Regions from separate parts of the Mus musculus genome. Here all the other regions are linked to region 1. A link is a loop called in an ENCODE intact Hi-C map of the cell type or tissue named here. Cell type or tissue: left cerebral cortex. All regions are shown on one strand.

Region 1 (8,000 bases):
TATCCGGCACACTTAAAGTATCAAAACTCTGAATACCCAGGGGAGCCTGGTGGTATTCACCTGTGAGTCAAGCACTAGGAGAGTGAGGAAAAATGATTCCCAAAAGTTATAGGCCAGCCTGGGCTACAAAGCAAAGATTCTGTCTCAAAAAAATAAACTACGCCAAGCCAAACCAAACAACCCTGAATAGCCTGCTATGAAATGATTAAATCACCCTATGACATATAACATTGTGTTGTTATTAATGCAGAGTCTTCCTGTGTAGCCCTGACTGGCCTGGCACTCACTATGGAGACCAGGCTGTCCGTGAATTCATAGAGATCCACCTGCCTCTGCCTTCTCAGTGCTGGGATTAAGGGTGCACCTCCATGCCTGATTTAATTAAATCATTATTAAAATAAAGAATCATGACATGATATGAACATGAAGTGTTGTTTTTGCTGAGTATGGAATACACAGCAAGGAAATCGACCATCATTCTGCAGCAGTAATCACTAGAAGACAGAAACAGGTGGCTTTTCAGTATTCTTTGCTGTGTTTATTTTCTGCAGGACACAACGGGGGAAGGAAGCCTCTCAAACAATATCCAGATAAGTTTCCAAACCTGAGAGCTATCTAACATACCTAACCAGTCTCCTTGAACTCAATGTCACTTCAACAGTTCCAGAATTACCACTGTGGCTTGGTCATTCAGCTACTGAGACTTAAGGGCAAGCACCTTCTCCCAAGACCCTTAGGATGAATTCAAATTCCTTAGCATGATCTCCAGGCTGAGGTCCTTGCCCTTCGGTCACCTCAAGTCCCAGCACTCACCTCTTCATTCTGAGTCTAGCCACGAGTCTTTCAGCATCCTGTTTTCTCTGCATAGGAATACTTACCTACCCCAACCCCATGCCACCGAACTCCTTATGAAGAGCTCAAAATTAACATAGTAACTGGTTATAATACCCGGTACTGACAGCTTCTTCCTCATACTGGTGGCAGTCTGATTAGAGCAACCAGATTTACTCCCCACCATGTGAATTTGCTTTTCATTCTCTCTTTTTAAAATCTTGTCATGTTCACCTGACTTGCCTTCCCCAAGAATCTCAGCATCCTACCAGCAGGAACTCTGCCTGCTTCATTTACTAGTATATTCCCAGGACTTTGGGCAGTGGCTGGGAATCCCTGAATAAATAATAGAGAAACTAATAAATTTCCCAATGAAGATAATACAGAGGGGGGTAAAAAATGAAGAGGAGCCGCCCACTCAGCAGCAAGGTGAGTATGATGTTCTTTGTTGCCAGCCAAGGACAAAAAGTGCCAAGCCTCATCTTCCTTTGCATGCACAGGGGTGCTCTTCAAATCCGCTGTGTAGAAGCTACCTAACCTCCTAGCAGACACTCAAGAAGCAATGAGCCAGTGAATAAGCTGAAGCTTCTTAAGCATGGAGTAAGCCCGCTCCTCTGAAGCTTAGCAAATATCAGCATCTCCTAGTGGACAGTGAAGCTATGACCTCTATGTAATCAGATTCCAGGGCAGTGGGCGGCACAGGGTGGGTGGGGTGAGGGTCACTGAACTAGTCCCGCTTTCTACCTAGTTACTTTAAAAGGTCTAGTTCTCCCTTCTCTCGCAGCATGCATTTTACACCTGAGCACTTGCTGCCTCTTCAAGAGAACCCAGGTTCAATTCCCAGCACCCACACTGCAGCTCCCAAATCCAGTTCTGGGGGACCCAACACCTCATCTAGCCTCTGCAGGCACAACTCACACATGGTGCACTGACATGCATGCAGGCAAACACCCATACCCATAAAATAAAAGATAATAAAGTAGAATTTTTTTTCAGGGAAAGAAAAAAAAAGAGGAAGAACAAAACAGGATATTGAGGGAAATGAGACTTGGTTTTATGAAGGTTACATTTTTTTCCTCAGACAATCAGATAAGAAGATCACTGAAGAATAAGAGGTTGACAGGGCAGTAACTGGGATTCTGTGGTAGTTGGTTCCCAGGAATGACTACTTTATGATGATCATGGAGTGAGTGTCTTAGACCTGAAGCAGAGAAGAAATTAGCCCCATCAAATATCCATGATGAACATTCTAAGCCAAAGAAACACCAAAGGCCAGCCTCCAGATAAATATACAGCATATCTAAAGAGCAGAAAGCAGGTCACTAAAGAACCAGGCATCTGCAATCCCTGTGATCAGGAGGATTAGACCGGAAGTCAGACTTCTAGACCAGCCAGCTGTTTAAATAAACAGGAAAAAAAAAAATCAAAATAAGAATATCTGAAACGGAAAGATCCAGATTTCTAGGCCAGCCTGCTGTTTAAAATAAACAGGAAAAAATCAAAACAAGAATATTTGGAAAGGAGACAGAATTGTGACAGCCTCTAAATCCTGTAGGAAACCAGCTAAGTGAGGAAGATGCTATACTTGCAGAGCGCAAGTCTGAGGGGGTTTTAGATAAGAAGACAGAGGCATGAGGTTTTGTTGTTCTACATCCGTTTGGCTGCTAGATGATGACCTGAGGCAGACAGATGAGAGGAAGCCAGAAAAGAAGCAACGTGAAGTTCACTTACTCAATTGTGGACAGGATCTCCAGCTATAAAATTAAAGAGAATTAGGTACAGATTTCATTGGTTCCGAAGCTGACTGGACTTGCTGCCGAACTGGCAGTTAAGAAAAGGTGTGATTTATTGAAATGGAACAACTGGAGGATGGATTTGTTTAAGAGGGAAGATGGAAGTTTTGCTTTGTTCAAGATCTAGGTAAGAAGCGCATTCTAGCCAGGGCGCAGTGGCAGACACGGGTTAATCCTAGCTCTAGGGAGGCAGAGACAGGTGGATCTCTTGAGTTTGAGGCCAACCCGGTCTACAAAGTAAGATCCAGAACAGCCAGGGCTACACAGAGAAACCTTGTCCGGAAAAACAAAGCAACAACAACAAAGCACATCCTAAACTCTGGAGTTACACTGGATGGCAGTCGGGAATTTGGAGAGAGATCTCGCACGCACTAGAGTCTCCCTCCGTCTTGGTTTTGGGGTCTCCTTGAGACACCTGGTAACTGCGAAGCTTTCTGCTGCTCAGCCTTCAACACTTGCTTAGAGGCTGAACTTGGCTCTAATGGTTAACAGAGGGGTTTAAGGCTGATAGCAGAGGCCCTCGGGGACGCCGCGCACCCGGCCGTGGAGACCTTGCCACAGGCGCAGATCCGCTCCGCCGCCCGCACCAGCCTCAGCCACCACTGCCTGGCATGTTGCAGACTCGGCCTCTCACCCGCAACGCTCTCCTCGTGCCGGGCTACTTTGTTGTCCTCGGTTTTCTGGCCCCGCTTCCGCCGCCTTCCGTCTGCGGTGCGCTTTGGGGCCATGCTAGCCAGAGGCGTTCCTCGGGACTACCGCGCAGGACGCCGCAGGTCTCCGCGTGCCCGCCCCGCCCGGAGGCGGGCCACGCCTGGCCGCGCCCCCAGCCCAGGGTAGGACCACGCCCTCGAAGGAAGCCCCGCCCCCATGCAAACTACGAGGGCGCGAAGGGACAAAAATAATATAGTTCGCCTTCAGTGCGTGGCGGCCTAAGGTTTCTGAGTTCCTGTTCCCGCGAGAGGTGGAAAGGGCGCAGCGTTTGAAACATGGCGGACGACGTAGATCAGGTAAGTTTGACCTGAGGCGTTCGAAGAGGAAATGCTTTCGCTTCTCGCTTTTTCCACGCTTCCCGTGGGATGGCCCTTTTCTTTTTTTCCGAGTCACCACGGCCTTCCGTAGCCGGGCCTGCTCCTGAAACCTCCGTAGGCCCAGAGTTTCTCAACCCGCCCGTCTACCCATCGCGCTCGTCGTCGCCCTTTCTCTGTAGAATGAATGCAGGCGGCTGGAGATGCCCATCTCTGGGAGCTAGCTGTCGGGATTCCGACAGAAAGCGGGAGGTCGTAGCAGGACACCAGTTTAGCAATCCGAGTGAACACGGGGGGCACAGGCAGTGGTTCCCTTGGAGTGAATTACGAGGGGAGGTCAGAGGAAAGGTGCAGTTCTAGGAGATGGAGAAACTGCTAGAGATGGAGTATGAAGAAAACAAGCAAAGATCTGGTACACAGGCCAACAGAAGGGCCTACGGGCCTCTGCACCTACCCTTCCCTATTTCTTAGGTAGCTGGTGTACCTTGGCCACCAAAATGTCTTTCACACCCTCACATGCACACACAGCCCCTGCACACACACACACACACACACACACACACACACACACACACGTACGTACGTGCTACCCTACTGTGTTTCTCTCCAGAGCATGTTGTTTTAAATATGTATAGCCCCTGCACACACACACACACACACACACACACACACGTATGTACGTACGTACGTGCTACCCTACTGTGTTTCTCTCCAGAGCATGTTGTTTTAAATATGTATTTATTTAAAGTGTTTCTTCCACAACTAGAGTGTAAGTTCCTTAATGGGGATTTATTGGGGCTGGAGAGGTGGCTTGGCAGATAAGAGCGCTTGCTGATCTTGGAGACAACCCTGGTTGTGTACTAGCACCCACATGCTGCTCTCTCAGCTGACCAGTGATTGAAACACCACCCGGCCTCTGTATCCTATGAGTAAGCCTTTGCCTTTCCTCAGCAACAGACCACCAATACCGTAGAGGAGCCCCTGGATCTGATCAGGCTCAGCCTGGATGAGCGAATTTATGTGAAAATGAGAAATGACCGAGAGCTTCGAGGCAGACTACACGTAAGTCTGTTAAAACATCTCAGAGCCAGAGGCTGCATCCTACCTCCTTACAAATTAGAACTGCAGTGTAAACTTACTTTTTTGAATTTCTTTTGGGAATTGGAAAATCCTTCTATTCACTTTTAAAATATGTTTTCCTTAACCAGAATGGTTTTTTAGAGAGGGGTGGGACTCCGGTGAGACAGAACAAGGCATCTGATCCCCTGGAGCTAGAGTTACAGACTGTTGTGAGCTGCCTGATACGCTCAGGTCCTGTTCAGGAATCCAGTGCTCTTAGCTTGAGCATCTCTCCAACCATAGAGAACACTTTCGTTTCCTTCAGTTTTGTCTTCTGCTTATTTATGAATAAACTTGTTTGTTCTCTTGGGTTTAGACAAGGTCATACTAGAAAACCTGGCTAGCTTCAAACTCCAGCTCCCTCTGCCTCTCTCCTGAGAGCTGGGATTACAGACATGCTCTTCATTCTTGGCATTGTCCTGGATTTTTTAAAGTTATTGGATAGGGTATTTTAGCTTTTGACATATAAAGCTCTGTTTTGTCATGAAAAGAATTAAATAGCAGGCTAGAGATAGTTTGCCTAGCATGCGGCAAAGCCCCTACCCTAGCACTACCCAAAAAAAAAAAAACAAAAACAAAAACAACTTCATAGAAATGGGTAAAATTAAAGGCGAAGTTCCATTTTTCTCTATGTCTGACCACTGTTCAAAGTTGGCTGCATAGTCGTCTGCATGTGTATATGCCACCTGTGTCTGAAGGGGAGCCTAGTGAGGAACGGAGGCATGTGCCATGGTTCCAGTACTTAGAGGACCAAGGCAGGACGATCATATATTTGAGGCCAGTCTGGCCTACATAGTGAAACCTTGTCTCATATGTACACACTTTTTTCACATGTTTTTTGTGTGGAATAATTACACAGCTGACACAACGCCACAGGATACAGGATTCTGTGTCAGACTTCAGTCTCCCCCCCCCCCCCCAGCTATAAAGCTGCAATGGGTACTTTCACAGATATTGCTTGTGCACATTTATATGTCTGAGGAATTGGTCCCATCATTGTGTACTTAAGGTTTTGTCTCCTCTTGTTACTTCCCTCAGGGCTGTTTGTTTACAACAGGAATTGAAATAAGTCTTTTAGTTCAGGCTTAGAAATTAGAAACAACCCTCTACTGACAGTGACAGAGCCACTGTAGGGGACCAGGCCATCCCACTTCAGTCTCAGTCTTAGAAATTCATGTTCTTTCATGAAACCCAAGGATAAAGAATTGATCTACAAGCTGGCCTTGTGGGAACAGCAGTGTCAGTTTGGTGAGAAATGTGGGATGATGCTAAATTGCATGGCACTCTGGTGCACGGAATGATCCCCAGGCCAGACTGTGGCCTCTAACTTGGAGTTGTCTGCAGCTCTTACCTCTGCAGTAACGGCCCAGCTTTCTGTTTCCTCCCTGCTCTCCAGATGAGTTGCTCATTTGTGTAGCTGCCAAGCAGTTCCTTCCCAGTGTGGCTGTTAGGCTATTTTTAATCTTGATATGAGCAGGCAAAAGCGCTTAGCACTTTGTTAGAAGAACATGCAGTGGGTTCTGAACAAGCCCCAGGAGGTTTGCTGTTTAGTAAAAGGAATGAACTTTGGAGATTGCACTGAACACTGCGGTTGAAATCCTTCCTGATTGAGCCCACAGATGCCAAAGCACGTTAAATTCTGGATAAGTTATAAATGGGCAAAGTGGAGGTGGGACAGATGGTTGGTGGGTAAAGTGTAAGGACTAGAGTTTAGCTCCCCAGCACCTGTGGAAACACCAAAGCAAGCTGGCTAGCTAGACAGTCAGCAAGCTCTTATGTTCGACCGAGAGGCACCATCTTAACACATTATGTGGGGAGCAACTGAGGAAGGCATTCAGCTTCAACCTCTGGCATCCACACACATGTAAACATGTAGTACACATGTACACCACACACATACCCATGTCCACAAAAATGGGTCAAATTTTGCTGCACCTGTTTTGTTGTGAGCATCGAATGACAGTGTCCTTGCTTGAGAACCATGGTCCTATCACACAGCAAGTGACAGGACTTTATGCTGCTTAGTATCTCAAAAGAAGTCTGACAGAATTTGCTGTTTTTTCATAATAAACTATTGTGACTGGTGGGACCGCCTTGGGTAACAAGTGAAGGCGATGCTTAAGTGTTCTTGGGTTGCATTGAGTGGACTCACTTTTTATCATAAGCAGTATTGTCACTGGGAATGGCTTGTAAAGACATGATAGGCTAGCACAGAGGGTGTTTGTTATTTGCATGTAAAATTTTGGGTGTAAGTATTGAACCTGTTACTTAAAATCCACTTGTATCTTTTGAGCCATGTTACTTGTTTCTCATATCTCACCCTCCCACTTCAGGCTTATGATCAACATTTAAATATGATCCTGGGAGATGTAGAAGAAACTGTGACAACGATAGAGATTGATGAGGAGACATATGAAGAGATATATAAAGTGAGTCCTGCAAGTCTTTGCTTTGACAATGTCAGTTCTCAACATGCAACAGCTTAACACATATTTGTGGAAAGCCCATTATGTTCTGGCACCTACTTAGGAACGGTTAATAGATTGTATAACTAAAATGCAAGTGTTTTTGGAGTCACACAACCTGTTTTTAACACTGATCTTAAAGACAGCTGTATCACTAAAGCCTGCCCCAACATGGGTGACAGCTCACAAAGCTGGAACCTGGCACACACTGCACAGCCTAGAGGCAGCTCAAGAGTTTGACAGTGCCCTTTCCTGTCAGCTGAATTGGTCTGAGCCTTTGCCTCATGAGTGCTGGGATTAAAAGCTTGTGCCACCACACCAAGCCCACAAATGCAATAGTTTCTTTTCTTTTTAAATTTAAAATTTATGTGTCTGGATGTCTGTGTATGTCTGTGTACCATGTGCATGCCTGGTGTCCAAGGAGGCCAGAGGAGGTCATCAGATTCCTTGCAATTAGAGTTATAAACAGTCACGAGCCACCCTGTGAATGCTGGGAATTGAACCTGGGTTCTCAGGAAGAGTGGCCGATGCTCTTAACTGCTGAGCATCTCTTCATGGTCTCTACGAATGTGTCATGTGCCTTGACTACACACAGAGGCAGGACAGACTGGTGCTGTAGGTAGTATCTACAGTCCTTATCATGCAGCACTGTGGAGAACACGACATTGCTGCCTTATATCGCTCGTTACCTTTGAGATGGGAAACCAGACAGCAGCTTCCCCTTGGCCCGTTGTATGTTTTGCCCTCTCTCAGCTGACATAACTAAT
Region 2 (8,000 bases), 580 kb after region 1:
TTGTGAGCAGAAAACAGCCTCTGTTTTGAGGAGGTGGGATTTAAGTATATATTTATTTTTACTGTGACTTGTTCAGGACCACATTTTACAAAATGCCTTGTTTCATTTACTGTTGTTTTGGAAAGGAAAGTTTTATGAAAACTGTTTTAGTTTGAATATAGAATAGGTATATTAATTACGGCTTTATTTTGGAAAAATCTTGAGTTTTAATTCAAATGTTTGCTAATACCTTCCAAAGTAAGGTGATATCCAGAGACAGTTGCTGTGATCAGCTGGCTTGTGGACATTTCTGGGGTATTCACATTTGAAGATTCCTTATTAATGAATGTCTTTGACTTAAATCTAACCAAGAACTGCAACATTATTCTTTGTACATTTTCATTATATAGTGTTAACAAGCTTAGTTGCAAACGAATAAAATACTTAAGCTATTTGTTAAAAAAAAAAAAAAGAACAACCCACAGGTAAGCATATAACCTATATATTAAAATCCACCTTACATTGTGCCATTTTGTGTGTGACTCTAAAAAGGAGTAAGATGTTATAAAGTCTTCCTGACCCCTAGCTTCCAAACACTTGTTACCTGCTAACAATGTATCTGTGCGGTGCGCTAATGTGTTATTTTCAAGAGAAAAGTTGCTACAATTTTAAACATTTCATTTGAAAAGCTACTTAAGGTTACAGCAAATGCGGCCAACAGAAGCCAGGCTAACTTCACCGGTGAACCAGTAGCTTCAAGGAGCTCTGGTTTTCCTTACTGTGGTTACTTAAAGAGGGTTCCAGGTCCTGAGTCTAAGTGGCAGATCCAGAATATCAACTGAAGAAAAAGAAAACTATAAACCAAGATAAGTGCATTCATTATGATTTATTTTTAAAACGTGAGCAATTGTACTGTTCCTTCGAAAACCCCATCAACGTGAATTTTTACACTGTATTATTTAGCACTATAAACTTTAATTCTTGGAAAATTCTATTCCAGACCACTTCATATTTTCAAGGATTTTACAGTGAAAGGACTTATATATGGGCTACCTTAGGCATGTTACTGAGCTCTCCCGGGGCACACGTTCTATAAATGAGGAAAACTTCCTTGCCTCCTGTAGAGGCTCCTTTCAGCTACAGGGTCTGTAGGGCACAGAGATACATCCCTGCCCCCCCCCCCCCACTTTCCCAGGAGACAGGAAGGGGAGGGGACTGTGTTTAAAACACTTGCCACAAAATAGAAAGTCGATTAAGACTATGGGCATTGTTAGAGTCACCCTATTGTAAGCCTAAATGTCTACTGCAAAAATCTTGAAGCATTTATTTCTAATGAGCAAGAGGTGTGTGTGTGTGTGTGTAATTAGATGGTAGAGTATATCCAATCTACACAGCTCGGTGATCAAGGGGAGTGGGTGAACATTGCAGGCAGACACTCAGAGGGAAACGGCGGCACCTTCCCAAGCCCAATGAAGAAGTATAACCCGGAGGCTTTTCAGAATGCAATCAGTGCGTGCCAAAGCTGCTTTTCTCAAATCGCGAAGGAGAGGGGCACGGGACTGCACAAGTCTGGGCTCCAAGGCTAAGCACCTGTTTTAAAAATGGGCCTGGGGCATCTGCACACTTGCCTGGTCCGGCCAGAGGCATGCACATCCTCGGAGCTTTAAAACAGAAAGCTACCATCCATCCCAAGGAAGGTACCGGGAGCTCAGTGCACTCCCAGGACACCGCTCGCTTGCAACATCTCGGCGCGGCGCCAGGCAAGGGCCCGCTTCTCCAGCCTGCAAGCGGTGCCTACGGGATCGGCCGCACCTGCCCGGCCCAGGCCTGCGGGCCTCAGCTCCGGCGGCGGCCGCAGCGGCAGCGGCGGCGTTCCGGTGCGCGCGCGCGCTCAGCCAATCGCGTGCTCGCCCGCCCCCCGCCGCCGCGGTGAGGCTGGCGCCGGGAAGAGGAAGAGGAACATTCGCCCTCCTCCTCCCAGCGCGCGGGCGGCGGCGGCAGCGGCACCGGGGTCACGAACTCTGACCTTTCACTGACAAAAACAATAACAAAGCGCGGTCCCTCCGCGACCCCGGCGGTGCCAGGGCCCAGCCCGCCGCCCCGCTCCGCACCGGCCCGCCGCGGCGTCCCGGCCGCCCGAGCCCCCGGGCTCCTGCCCTCCGGCGCCTGCCCGGCCCGCGCCCTGCCCTCCTAGCCGGGGGCGCCGGCCGCAGACACGGGATCTGCTCCGCGGTTGTGGTGGCGCCCGACCCTGAGGTAAGAGCAAGCCCGCCGGGCCAAGCCGCGGCGCGGCGCGGCGCAGCGCGGCACGGCGGAGGAGGGCAGGCCTGCGCCGCCATGGAGGCCGCGGAGGCTGAACGCGGCCTTTTACCTTTGCCACGGGGCGGTGGCGGCGGCAGCAGCGGGCGCTTTGCATAGTGGGCCGGGCCGCACCCTTCCCTCCCCTCTCTTCCACTCCCCTCCCCTCCCGCGGCCGAGCCCGGCGAGCCGCTGTCCTGACCGGGCCGGCCGCGCGCCGCGGGGGCGGAGAGGGGGACTGTCCGCGGCCCCGCCTCACGCCTGGCCCTCCGCCAGCGCCGCCATCTTGTCCCCGCGGCGCCGGCCAGGCTCCCCTCGGCGCGCGCCCGGCCTGCCCGCTTCTTCCTGTGTTCCCCGCTCCTCACCCCAGCACTCCCCGCCTGCCGTTGGCTGCCACCCTGGCCCAACCGCCGTTTTTCCGGACTAGGAGGGTGGAAGGGGAGGGAGGGAGGCGTGGGCAGGGCACGACCTCCTGAGTGACGGCCGGGCTGGCCAATCGTTCCCCCTTATAGGAGGGCCACGGCCTGCGGCACCGCCCCCGGGGCTGTGCTGGTTGGTCCAGGTGGGAGAGGGAGGTCCCGGGGGCCGCTAGTGCGGGGTGTGAGGCCGGGCGGGCCAGCCTCTGAGGAACTTGGTGGGTCTCGGGCTGGGAAGCTGGTGATGCTTTTTGAACCCATGGCGCGGCCAGAAGGGAAGAGTTCGTCGGCACTTGGAGGCTCTCCGGGGTTCGCGCTTTCCTCACGACTCTGGACGGAGCCCCTCTGGCGGGCTCAATTTCAGTCCATGAAATTGGGACACCAGACGTTCTTGCCAAGCCTCGCCTCTCTCCTCAGCATTGTTTGAGGGACTGTTCTCTGAAAATGGAGTCCAAGCTACTCTGCCAGCCTCAAAAGTAATTTGCAAATGGTGGTGTTAGTTTTTTCGTCTTATTGTGGTGCTGGGGACGGCCCTGCCATTGAGTAACATCCCTAGTCCCAAAATGGTGATGTGGAAATATATAAGGAACCAACTGGAGTGGAAAACTTGTGAGGTGATTCTCTTTCCTACTTTCATTAAACACAGTTGTGCGTAGCTTTAGACACTAGGACACTACTTCCAGAGATTCAACTGACCTGGGCAAGGAGCCATTCTCCCCCCAGAATTTTGGATGCCGAGGGGATACAAAGGCTCAGAGAATGGTCAGAGAATGGAAGAAACTGGATGATGTGCTGAAGGAATCGTGAGGGCATTAATTTAATTGGATGGTGAGGAAGTCAGGCTTCACTGAATGTTTGAATAGATTTCAGGAAAAGAGCTGGGTTCTGGATAGCAAGCTTGAAGATGGGAAGGGAAGATTTTCCCACACTTTTTGTTGAGTAAATTGTTGCTGATACTATTGATAGCTAAGTGCTGCATATTTAATTGGTGCATTTTTACCCGAACTTGACAGTTGGGATAGCATGCCCAGCAATAAAATGTCCATTATACTAAGCAGGGAATTTGAATTGGACTTCAGTAGGCATTCTTTTAACATATTTATCTTTCCCAGAGATAAAATTGATTGATGCTATGAAGCTACTGAAAATCTCATTTATCAAAGTGGAAAACAAACTTTACAAAATATAATGTTAGCTTCCATTGGAAAGTCTGATGACTAAAATATTTGTGCATATAACATAGTAGGAAGGGCTGGCTAGCATGTAGGAAATCAAGTTTCATCCTTAGCACTGCATAAACTTATGTAGTGCTGCATATCTGTAATCCCAGTTACTGGGGCGGTGGAGGCAGATCAGAAGTTTCAGTGTCATTCTTGGCTACATAGAGTTTTAGGCCAGCCTGGGCTATAAGATCCGGTATCCAAAATAAAATATTTGAAATCAAACAATACCTTTTTAATAATATGAGCAGTCTCAGTTTTAATTCTTTCTTTGGATATCTCAAGAGACAGTGTAAGTTAAGCCAAGCAAACATTTCCAAAAAGAGATTGGAATAAGCTGTCCCAAAGTGACTTGCAGCCCAGTGAGTTCTACACTGTGGATTTTAAAGTTTTCCTGAATATTTATGAGGTGATAGAATCTTCATGAAATAAAGTGACAACCCCCTTTCCCACTCCCAAAGCATGATGGCTCTTCCTTTTGGGTTTTCTCTTTCCAAAAGCTGGAAATTTTAAAATCACAATACAGTTGATATTGTAATGATATCAGATCTTTTAAGGATGCAGACCCTTCTTTCAGGCACATGGGTGAGAAAGTGCCCTGATACCTTTAGTTTCTGATAACAGCAAGAATAGCCTAATCACAGGTTCAAGGCTGTTCAACCACAAAAGGGCGTTCTAATTGGAGACACAGCTATCAATCTGAAGCTGCAGTTTTCTCCAGTTATTTTGTATCGAAATCCTTGTCAGTCTGTAGTCAATCAAACTTTTAAGAGACCATCCAAGTATGGTGGTTGGCACAAGACTTTATCACACACAAGAGTTCTAGGCCAGCCAGGGCTACATAATGAGAATTCTGTGTTGGGATTGGGAGTAAGGTCTGTGTCAACAGTCTCTTCCCTTTATAAGAGGAATTCTAGGACTTTTTGAGGGTTTTTTTGTTTAGTTCTGTTGTTTTGTTTGAGAAGTTGTCTAGGTTGGCCTTTTAACCCTGGCCTCTAGTGATTTCCTGTGTTAGCCTCTGAGCAGCTGAGACTTTAGGCTGGTCTGTGCTACCATGCCTAGGTGGAGAAGTTTTTAATACCAAGCGACCTGGTATGATAGAAGGATCTTGGGTCATGGAGTCAGAAAAACTTGGTCCCAGAATCTTGATTAAGCAGTCTTTTTGAGGTTATACATTTGTAAGCTGGGGAAGAGGGAGCCAACACAAGGATGGAAGAGAGTGGGTGAGGATTTGCTGCAGTAACTGCAGACAAGAGAGGTGAGACTGGTGAGATAGCCTGTATCTTGCTTGAGGTTCACATTTGAGTATGTCTTTGAGTTCTCCTGTGTGCCATTTGCTCCAAAGGTTTGAAGTATCAGAGTGGACACCAAAAGGGATCATCTGTGAAGGGAGCTTAGCATCTCAAGGGGACTGAAGCCAATCTGGGCCACATAATGAGTTCCAGGCTTGCAACCCTGTCTTGAAAAACAGAATAGGAAATGGCCCTTGAAGCTCATCAAAACCAGCCTAGCCACCTGATATATATTCCCTACATTTTAGTTTGTCTTCCTTTATTGCTGACTATGAAAAGCTGATTTCCTTTTTTGGAGACAGGGTCTTATTATGTAGCCCTGGGTAGCCTGGAACTCTCAGAGATTCACTTGACTATGCCTCTTGAGTGCTGGGATCAAAGGTATATGTTGTTATATCTCACTTAATGGCTGACCTTTTCTTCTGTGTGTGATCATCATCTGAAATTCATGTTTCTGTGACACGCTATAGGAGATGGTTTTTTGGTCTTTGGAGGTTTAACTTGCCTAAAGGCTGACATTCTCTGTCATTCTTTGCTATCTTGTTGTTCCTTCCCCATAACCGTTGCAACTTTCTGTGAACTCTGGTAGCTAGGATACCTCTCCTGATTACTAAAAAGCTAATGTTGAAGCAGGAAAAGCTTTCTACCTAAAGGTATGACAGCCAGGGAACACTTTCAAGTGGCATAGCTCACAATGATGAGAAGGAGGTGTGTATAGGGGGAATTGAAGCCCAACTCAGTACATTGGCATGGGCATTGTTTAAGGGCATTGTTTAGCCAGGTTCATACCTTAGCATCTGGGCGTCTTGGAGAGATGAGAAATGAAATGTTAAGGACAGGAAATGAATAAGTTACTGCAGACTTTTATCTGGACTTGATGAGGCAGTCTTGGATTTTAGAAAGCATTATGTCAATGAAAGTCAGTTTCAGGGCAAAGTATGACTTATAGGCAATAGAAAGTACCCCCTCCATTATAATAATAAAAGACTTAAAACCCTTTAATAGGTGGTGACAGGATCTATTTTGTATTTACTGATCAGTAAATACAAATTCCTCTCTATTTACATTCTAACCCCAAAGGTTTTTGGAAATGTTAGAATGTAAATAGAGAGGAATTTCATTGCAAGATTATAATTTTCTCCAGTTTGGATTCATGGGAGATGTGAAAGAATGTGCTTGGGTCTGGAGCAAAGGGCAGCTCTTAGGAGAAATAAGGTTGGTGGTACTGGGCTCAAAGGTGAGAGCTCTCCAGAACCTTCCTTGTTTACCTTTACTGCTCTATGTAGTAAGAATCAGCTATGCAGGAGCTAAAAAAGGTTCCTACCAAGCTACCCATAGGTGCCCTTTACATTCTAGTACTGGCTGATTGGATGCCTCTTGAGAAACTGCTCAATGCTGGAATGCTTCAGTATGCATTTTCAGGGTCTTCTCTTCTACAGTGAATCTGATTGTGTACTAATGGAACATGCTAGAAATGACATTTATATTGCTCATGATCCTCTCTCCCACACCCCTATTTACAGTAACACAAGATTTACTAGGTTGATAAGATGAATACCTAGTAATTATTGTTTTACCAACGTGGAAAGCAGATGTCACAAGTGGTATTATATCAGTCCTCAGCTGAAAAGGCTGGTGACTAGAATATATATATTGACTCACTTAGTACAACTTTTAAGAAATGAGATTATTTTGTTTTTCTAGAGAGATATAAGATACTCCCTTATAGAATGTGTAATTGAACCGGGTGTAGTAGTGCATACTTGTGATCCTAGCTCTGCATCTTCTAGTGTGTGACAGGATCATGAATGAATGAAAGGTAGTGATCATACAATGAATAAGTACCACCTATTATAGTTAGCAACAAAGTAAGAGACGCTAAAATCTGGAGATATACAGAATGAGGGGCCTACTTCAGGTGGGAGGTGGGAGGATGGCAAGTTTGAGGTCAGTCTAGGCTACATAGTGAAATCCTATCTCAGAAAAGCAAAAACTAAAAAGTAAATGAAAATAAATAAAAGGGTTTAAAGTGGAAATCAGTGATAAAACTTACTTAGAAAGTAAGGCTTGGGCATGATGGCTTACACCATTGATCTCAGCAGAGACAGGTAGATAACTGAGTTAAAGACACGCCAGGGCAAGATCTCAGTTACCGTAAGGCATGAGTAAGACTATTTACAGAAACACTAGTATAAGAGCTCCAGACTAGAAACAAGCTGAACACCAGCTGTAAATGATCAAGTTATGGTGTAGTCATGTGTTAGAATCCTAGACCATAATGAAAATGGACTGCAGGAGAAGCTAAATACACATAAAGTATATTACTTATAGTTAAAAAAAACAAGCAAAAACTATCCTTGATAATAGATATTAGAAGAAAGGAAAGTTAATGATAACAGGGGAGGTGCTTTGGAGACTTCAGGCTGCTGGTACTGTTGTTTTCTGGTGTGAATACATATTCTGTTAGTAGACAGTCATCACAGTGTTTAGTTTGAGCACTTTTTGCATTTGCATGTTGTAGTTCAGTAAAATTATTACTTAAAACTGTTAAAAATTGCCAGGTGGTGGTGGTGGTGCATGCCTTTAGCCCTACCACTTGGGATTTGAGTTTGAGGTGAGGCTGGTCTACAGAGTTCCAGGACTACTACAGCCAGGGCTACACAGAGAAACCCTTGTCTCAAAACAACAATAACAAAAGTGTTAAAAATTATCCTCACTGTTCTACTTATTTTCTTTTTTTTTAAATATTTATTTATTTATTTATTATATGTAAGTACACACCAGAAGAGGGCATC
Region 3 (8,000 bases), 76 kb before region 1:
ACTTCTTTGGCTAGGGGTGTATCCAGATTTTTCATCTGCTATTTCTCTTGTTTTCTTCTTGTTGAGTGTTAAGGGTTCTTTGTATTTGGATACAAATACATTATCGTACACATTGTTTGCAAATGGTCTCTCCCTGTCTGCTGTGATTCAAAGTATCACTCAGGAACTTTTACATTTTAATGCAGTGTAATGTAGGGGTTTTTTTTTTTTCTGTTGAGATTGTGATTTTGTGGTTGAATATACAATCCCCTTGTGAAGCCAAGGCCACCTAGATTTTCCCTCATGTCATCATTTTAGAAATCTTGTAGTTTTTGACATTCAGGCCTTCGAATGTTAAATTTATCATTAGTTTTTGTGAAAGTTTGCAGGTCAGCGCATCTACATTCATTTTTTTTTTTTTAGGTAAGAATGTTGATTCTTCCAGTTCTGAAATCTGAAAAACTCCCTTCTCCTTTGGTTGTTTCTGCTCTTTTAGCAAAGACCAGCCCTGGCTGGGTACAGGTCACTTTCTGAGCTCTCTGTTCTGTTCTGCTTGCTTGTTCTCTCTTCAAAACACGGTGTTGGTAGTTACTGTAGACTGCAGTGAGGGTGGAACCCAGGAAGATTTAGCCTGGACTCTTCCCCGGCACTGAGCCTGACTGCAGGGGTTCTTTTGCATTCTGGGTGGACTTTGGAATGACCAAGTCAGAGAAGTGATGTCAGAGGAACTTGAACTTCTTTCCATGTCTTCCCATCAGTGTTGCCTATGTCTTCAGTCTGATGCTGTGCACATGTTTCTCTGAGCGGGACCAAAATGTGTCTTTGTGCTGATAAAGATGCTTTTCAGTTTGTGTCTCCAATCTCAGTGTTCTACTGAAGTGGAGAAGCAGTTGGCTCTTCTCTGTCGGCCTCGATATGACAGTCTTGTTTTTCGATTGGCTATAAGTGGGAGAAGGGTTATTAACCATCTGGAGCTCTCCTTCTGAAAAAGGTACTTGCAAATGGGCAGTTTTATCTCTTCCTTTCCCACCAACATTCCTTTCATTTCTTTTCAGTATTTCTCCCATTTAATGTTATAGGGCCAATGAGATGGCCCAGCAGGTAAAGCGTGATGACCTGGGCTTGATCCCAAGAGAGAGACTAGAAGGAAAGATTGGATTCTTACAACTTGTCTTACACAATTGATTTCCACAATTGTGTTGTGGCATGTTTAGAAAAACTAATGGAAGGAAGGGAGGGAGGGAGGGAGGGAGGGAGGGAGGGAGGGAGGGAGGGAGGGAGGGAGAGAGGTCGAAAGGGAGGGAGGGAGGGAGGGAGGAAAGGAAGGAAGGAAGGAAAGAAGGAAGGAAGGAAGGAAGGAAGGAAGGAAGGAAGGAAGGAAGGAAGGAAGGGAAAATGAAAGAAAATTAGTTATTGCACTAGACAAGATTCCAGCTTGGCGCTGAGTAGGAGGAGCTTGGCCTGTAAGGAGGGACAACTCACCACATCCATGACCTTCCTTCAGCGAAGGCCCTGGGCTTCTACTTGTTTACCGTGGCATTGGCTCTCCGGAGTTTCCTAAGTGTTCTTTGGCAGGCTGGGGTAGTGTTCCTCTATTGCTTGTTTTCTCACAAATTGGTCCTGGATTTTACCAAATGCTGTTTCGGCATCAGTTGATAACAATTCTATGTCTCTTCCTTGAGCTTCTGAGATGGACTCTATTAGTCGATTTTCACCTTCCAGCTGGTTTAAACACCTGGAGTGACTCACACTTGCTCAAGGTTTGGAGTCTTCTCTGGTTTCACTGTCAGGGTGATTCCTTCTCAAAATGAGCAGGGCTTCTCTCTGCCTTTATCTTCTGAAAAAGTTGGTAACACACTGACAGTGCTGCTTCTTTAAATGTTTGGTAAAATTCATTAGAGAAGCCATTTGGTGATAGGTTGTTTTGGTTGTTTTTTTTTTCACATTATTCATTCATTCAATTTTCCCAGTGATATAATTCCATTATACTCTCTATTTCTCCTCTGGTAGTTTTAGTGCCTGAAGGAATTGATCAGCTTCATCTAAGCCTTTAACAATTAACTTTTAATTAAAAGTTTACAAAGAGAGCAAAAATACAATGCAGTTAATTTACAAATGCTTTCTTTAACTATTCTAAAAGAAAAATCAATACAGTTTCATTGAAAGTCTTCCAGAGAATAATACTGCCCCACTGCCACTTTTTGTTAAAACATTATGACTAAGATATATATGTATATCTTATGTTCCACATTGCCCAACAGAATCCTCTGATATTACTTGACTTATGACTGTTTAATAGGTACTAATTATTTATTTGCATTTGCCATCTAATCATTAAGTAGAAAATTCTTAACAATATAGAAATAAACAGCTAAGACAATTTTCTCCCAAAACTTTCTAAAAGAACGCACTTTTTTCCAGTTTAAATATTAGAGTTTGTACACTCAGTATTTTAAGGAAATGTCCTAGTCTATACAAAAAGACAATACATTGGAACAAATGCTATTTTTGAAGGAATACATGCATTTTTATTGTTTACATATAAAATACTGTAAGGGTCAGCCAGTGCTGGCCCATTATTAGCAGTCTTGGAAGCATTCTAAGCATATTCCTAGAAAGTCATGTTATCAACAGTGGTAATCCCTCTCGCAGCATTTTGATGTGTTGTCCTTTTAGGAACCTAAAATTGATTCCCATTTTTTCGCTGTTGAAATTCTGTTTCCAGTTTTTAAATGATTTTCCTCGGTTTCTTTCTATTACTTTACTGTTTGATTTCTAATATTCTCAGGAGGAAGTTTAAATTACTGGCACCAGATCTTTCTTCTTTCCGGGGTACACAGCTAGTGTTACAAATCTACATGTGGACCTTGTTTTTGCTGCAGACCACAAGGTTGGTGACTTGGTTCCATTTCTTCCTCCCCAGTTCCTTCTTTGTCCCTTTTATTTTCAGGAATAGAATCCAGGGCTTCGCTATGCACTAGACAAACACTACACCACTGACCTCCACACCCAGCCCCTTTTTCCAAATTTATTTTTGACTTCTTTTAAGTTCACATTTAGATCTGACTTGCAGTTTGGAAGCTGCACAATTCACAATTTGGAAATCATGGGAAACACAACCAATAACACCTATAAACCAAATCTGCATGTGAGGATGGATGGGGTGGGGGGCTCCTGTCATGCATAGGGAGAGGACCTTTGAGTCTACTGCAAACTCACGGGAGGTACCAGGAGTCTCACCAGATAGGAGAGGCACCACTACCATAAAACAGACCTCAATTGACTTAAACTAGGGATCAGTCTTAGAGAATAGATATGAGGGACAGGATACTAGAATCAGACTGAGAGAATGGTTGGGTGTGTGCCCTGGGGAGTTAGGTCTGTGTGTTTGTGCTGTTTTGCCATTCATCCAATGATGGACACCCACACTGAGTCCATGACTTAACAAGTGCTGTACAGGAGTTTATATTCCTTCAGGCGTGGCACAGTCCTGGGCAAGTTATGAAAGGAGTCAGATTAAATCTCTAGATGTTTTCAGGAGAGGCTGCCAGCCCTAACAGCTGCCACACATCCCTCCATATACACCCCCACCACAGATGATGGCTTCTGTGTAGTCCAATGAGAAAATTTTCTTCTTAGGGTACTTTTTAAAACATTTTTGAGACCTGTATAATTAGTCCATTTGTGTCATGAGAAAACTTCGTTTCAGCTGTTTGTTTTTTCAATAAGATGACTTTCCTTAACAGGCAAAAAAGCAGTACTCATCTTTATTATTGATTTGAGATAGTATATATATATTCAGGAAAGTTGTCTTAATTTCACATTAATTACATACATTGCTTTCCTCCTTTATCTTTATACATAAAATAGGCTGTTGATATATCTTGAAGAATTTTAAAGGATATTAAATGTTTGATTAAAAAAAAAAAAGGAGTTCGTGCTGAATACCTGTTCTCTCAGCGAACACTCACTCAATCACAAAGCAAATGTCAGTGTTTCTTCTGGAAAAAATCTTATCCAAAGTTTACAATCAAAATTACAAATGGATGGGATTAGCTCTTAAACATACTAAAAGATGTATCATAGATGTAAAACCAACTGTTTTACAGTTTTCGAGCTCACTCTCATGTGGTTCCACATACTCTGGTTCCAGGAGTTAGTGCTACGGGGCCTGCTCACTCACCCCACAAAAAAATGAGCGATAAGACTGAGGGCGGGAGGTCATTATGAGCTGGTCGCCCGGGAGGGCGAGTTTGGACCGTGCAGTACCTTGCTAGCTGAACAGGACAGGGTTAATGTCTAGAATATACAAAGACTCAAAAAATGAATACCTAGAAGTCAAGTGATGGGCTACGGATATGAGAATACAGTTCTCAAGAGTGTTCAAACGGCCAGTTCCACCCGAATATGAACCGACAGCTAGAATGCCAAGGTAGCTGCACGGGACCTTCCTGCTAGACTGAAGCGCTAGCAATGGAGAAGCTGGGCGGAGCCTCCAGTGCAGTAGCGGCGACGGCGCGGTTACATGACGTCATCCTGAGGCGCTGGCCAGTAGCGTCATCAGTTTGAGCCGCTTTCCTTGCCTTGGTCCCTGAGAACCGTCTTCCGACCCTTCCTCCTTCGGTGCTGACTGCTCCCGCGGCTCTTTACGCTGAGATGTTTCACTGACTTCTGCCTGAGATCTGGAAAAGGAACACTGCCCAATAGATGAACATGTGTGAAAAATAACTTCCAAGGAACATCATGGTACTAAGTATCAAATGGAAAGGGAAAGCGAGCAGGCATATTTCTGCCATGGCAGAAACAGCTCTCATAGGCTTCAGAAATAGCCTCCTCCCCGCCGCACCCCACCCCCACCCCCGAGTTCGTCTTCCTCCTGATGCGGGAGGCTTGACTCCAGGTGTTGTTTAGTTTCCTTATCAGTAGCACGTGATGGGGTTCACATATCCACTGCCAGGTCTAGTGGTTGCTGCTTGTTACTAATCCCGAGGCTATCCTCAGATCCCTCATCTCTTCCGCTTTCTTACAGTGCGCAGGGACTGTGCTAAACAGAAAACTGTCAGTCACTGCGGGAATGTGCCTCCCTGATCGCCGCGATCGCCCGCTGCCGCAGCTGTTTCTCCTTCACACGCATAGGCTCCCTGTCTTGCATGGGAGGGAGCAGACCCAGGGGACACCAGACCAACTTGAGTTCACATGGGTTGACTATCCACACCTCTCTCCTCTGTCTTTGGTATCCCGTGAAGTGTGCTGTGTCTCCTCTACCCTGTGATTCCTGTTCATCTCAGGAAGCAGCTGAAAGGGTCAGGAAGGTCCTGGGACATTAAACTACTGTTTGGATGATGTTTGTCTACACTCATTTTCTGGGGAATGATGCGGCTGCCAGACCACGTTAGTGGTCAACTGTCAGGAGTCACATGTGTCCTGAGTCCCTGTGGCCTGAGGGCTCCAGCTATCCCTTCAGTTCTTGGCACAGAGATGTGCTCATGACTGCTGAGCAAGGACAGCTCACAAATCTGTCAGGTTCGAGAGCTCTTCTGCTTGACCCCCTCACTACAGAGGAGGCATCTGGGACCTCACTGCCTCTGGATGTACATCCACTATCCCTCTTCCCAAAATCCCCACAATCACACCTGGACTCATGCTTCAGGTTTCTGTCCAAGGGCTCCAGCTCCCTTATGGCTGGTCCTGTGATGAGGCAAACCATCGTGGTGGCTGGTGAGCAGAGTGACTTGTCTTAAGGTGGACAGAAAGCAGAGAGAAGGAAGGGACCATGATCAAAACATACCCATACAAGTCACTTACTTTAACAAGTAGGCCTACTTTTACTAGTTCTGCCATTTGACAATCACCATGTGAAATATCACCCTAAGTAGTTGTATATAGCCTGTAACTCAGGGCCCACAGGCATAACAGGAGCTATGAGTATTATCCAACACATCTGTACATACTGTCAATCACGATGTCGAGATGTGAATGGACACCCCTGGAAAATACCATTATATCGGACACAGTCAGGTATGTGTGTTTCTAAAGTTCCTGGGCATCTCTCAATCCTCACAGCCTGGGGGTCAGTGATGCAGACCATCAGGAGGCCCTGGGAACCGACAGACAGAAAGGACACAAGTTTTCATGTAGCCTGGGCTAGAGTGAGACGCTTTCTCAAAACAAACAAAACCCAAACCCTCAAGAGCTAATGATACAGCCCAGTGGTAGAGCTTTGCCTCCCATAAGCCAGGCCCTGTAGTCGAATCCACAGTCACACATACCACCTCACTTCTCCCCCAACACAAGTGTAGGCAAGTGTGAGCATAAAAGTTACAGAGACTCTTAGGAGGAGTCTGTACATTTCCCCTGTGTGGCTCGGTTTCTATGCCTCAGACTGGGTGGGGGCCCCTCCATTCTGCTGAGGAGATGTGTGTTCACAGTTCATTCACCCAGTTTGTGTTCATTTATTCATTCCCTGCTCAGCACCAGGTCCTGGAAGGTAAAACATGGGCCCTATAGATTCTGCTCATCAGAGATCATCACCTGCATGAAGCCATTCTCAGCTCCACTCCATTCCTCAGCCCCTTCCAGCCTCACCCAGCCACCATCAGTGGGGCATCAGCTTCAAACACCCATCTCTTGATCACTGTGAGATACTGCAGCTGTTGGTTCTAGCCATGGGGTCCTGGTATGACCAGGTTGATGGAAGGACCCAAAATGGAGCAAAAACAAGAGACGCGAGAAGCAGATGGTCAGAGGGGGCAGCATTAGGAGAGAAAACACAAGTATTCCAGTGTCCAGATGAGTCTTTCCCAAGCTTTATGCTACATTAGTTCCCAGGACTCATGCACATGCATTCTACTTTGTAGACAGGATGGCAGTTGGTTGCATTACAGAGGAATCCCACAGATCTGCTACTGGGGCCTTGCAATTCTCATTCTTATGAACTCAGCCTTGACAAAAGCAGGCTAGCCTGACCTGGAGTTATCTGGTGGTGATTGTAGGTTTAGATTTTTTTCAAAACCTACTTTATTTAGGGTTCTTAAATGCTTCAATCTCTCTTCTAACCCACCGACCAACAGTAGGGGAAAAGAAGGTTAATAGGAAGAGTGTTGTGGATCTGTTTAGAAGTTGTTCATTGGGGGAGATTCCACTCTTCATTGTCAGCAGTTCAGTTCAATAGCAAACACCAAACACGAATCAGTAGGAGCAGCATGATTCAAAAGAAACAGCAAGGCTCCACCAAATTGGCATGACTCAGCAGAAGCAGACATTGGCTGGAATACCATAAGAAGTTCTTTGGTGCATTTCTCTCTGGTGAAGATCAGCTATGAAGACCAGTGAAGAAGCAAAGCACTGCATGGTGTAGCAGTGCAAGAGTGTCCTCTGTTTGCAGGGTTCTTTTTTTTTTGGGGGGGGGGGTATTTATTTCTTTTACATTTCCAATGCTATCCCAAAAGTCCCCAACACGCTCCCCCCACACACTCCCCCACCCACCGACTCCCACTTCTTGGCCCTGGCATTCCCCTGTACTGAGGCATATAAAGTTTGCACGACCAATGGGCCTCTCTTTCCACTGATGGCCAACTAGGCCATCTTCTGATTCATATGCAGCTAGAGACACGAGCTGGGTGGGGGGGGGGCGTAATTGGTTAGTTCATATTGTTGTTCCACCTATAGGATTGCAGATCCCTTCAGCTCCTTGGGTACTTTCTCTAGATCCTCCATTGAGGGCCCTGTGATCCATCCAATAGCTGACTGTGAGCATCCACTTCTGTGTTTGCCAGGCCCCGGCATAGTCTCACAAGAGACAGCCATATCTGGGTCCTTTCAGCAAAATCTTGCTAGTGTATGCAATGGTGTCAGCGTTTGGAAGCTGATTATGGGATGGATCCCTGGATATGGCAGTCTCTAGATGGTCTGTTTGCAGGGTTCTATTTATATTCTTGGCCCTCTGAAGTGTTTTTTTTTTTCTCAGCAAAACATCACAAGCCCTCTCACAGGACAACTTTCAGAAAAGTATCACATGACAC

What was found. Peaks named below come from ENCODE experiments on the same cell type or tissue, not always from the same donor. Only the 100,000 strongest peaks of a DNase experiment are listed, where the experiment ranks them.
Region 2: it touches region 1 in a loop (4-fold over the local background); 4 of 42 quality-filtered maps call a loop at or near these places.
Region 3: it touches region 1 in a loop (5-fold over the local background); 6 of 42 quality-filtered maps call a loop at or near these places.

The regions. Positions count from the first base shown.
Region 1 is chr6:91,512,448-91,520,447 of GRCm38, forward strand. Xpc (xeroderma pigmentosum, complementation group C) reads right to left here and starts at 3,441. Exons shown (of 16, transcript NM_009531.2): 1 at 3,259-3,441. The coding sequence starts at 3,352. It overlaps Lsm3 (LSM3 homolog, U6 small nuclear RNA and mRNA degradation associated), which reads left to right and starts at 3,588. Exons shown (of 4, transcript NM_026309.2): 1 at 3,588-3,631; 2 at 4,601-4,711; 3 at 7,102-7,197. The coding sequence starts at 3,611. In left cerebral cortex, a CTCF peak has its summit at 3,364; DNase peaks (open chromatin) are centred at 3,490 and 6,338; H3K4me3 peaks cover 2,366 bases; H3K27ac peaks cover 1,035 bases.
Region 2 is chr6:92,089,508-92,097,507 of GRCm38, forward strand. Nr2c2 (nuclear receptor subfamily 2, group C, member 2) reads left to right here and starts at 2,926. Exons shown (of 15, transcript NM_001347342.1): 1 at 2,926-3,307. In left cerebral cortex, a CTCF peak has its summit at 3,079; DNase peaks (open chromatin) are centred at 1,883 and 2,783; H3K4me3 peaks cover 3,435 bases; H3K27ac peaks cover 2,626 bases.
Region 3 is chr6:91,436,434-91,444,433 of GRCm38, forward strand. 4930471M09Rik (RIKEN cDNA 4930471M09 gene) reads right to left here and starts at 4,421. Exons shown (of 3, transcript NR_045980.1): 1 at 3,928-4,421. It overlaps 1810044D09Rik (RIKEN cDNA 1810044D09 gene), which reads left to right and starts at 4,554. Exons shown (of 2, transcript NR_038153.1): 1 at 4,554-4,725; 2 at 5,009-5,322. In left cerebral cortex, no CTCF peak of the experiment used is centred here; DNase peaks (open chromatin) are centred at 4,511 and 4,992; H3K4me3 peaks cover 1,415 bases; H3K27ac peaks cover 1,225 bases.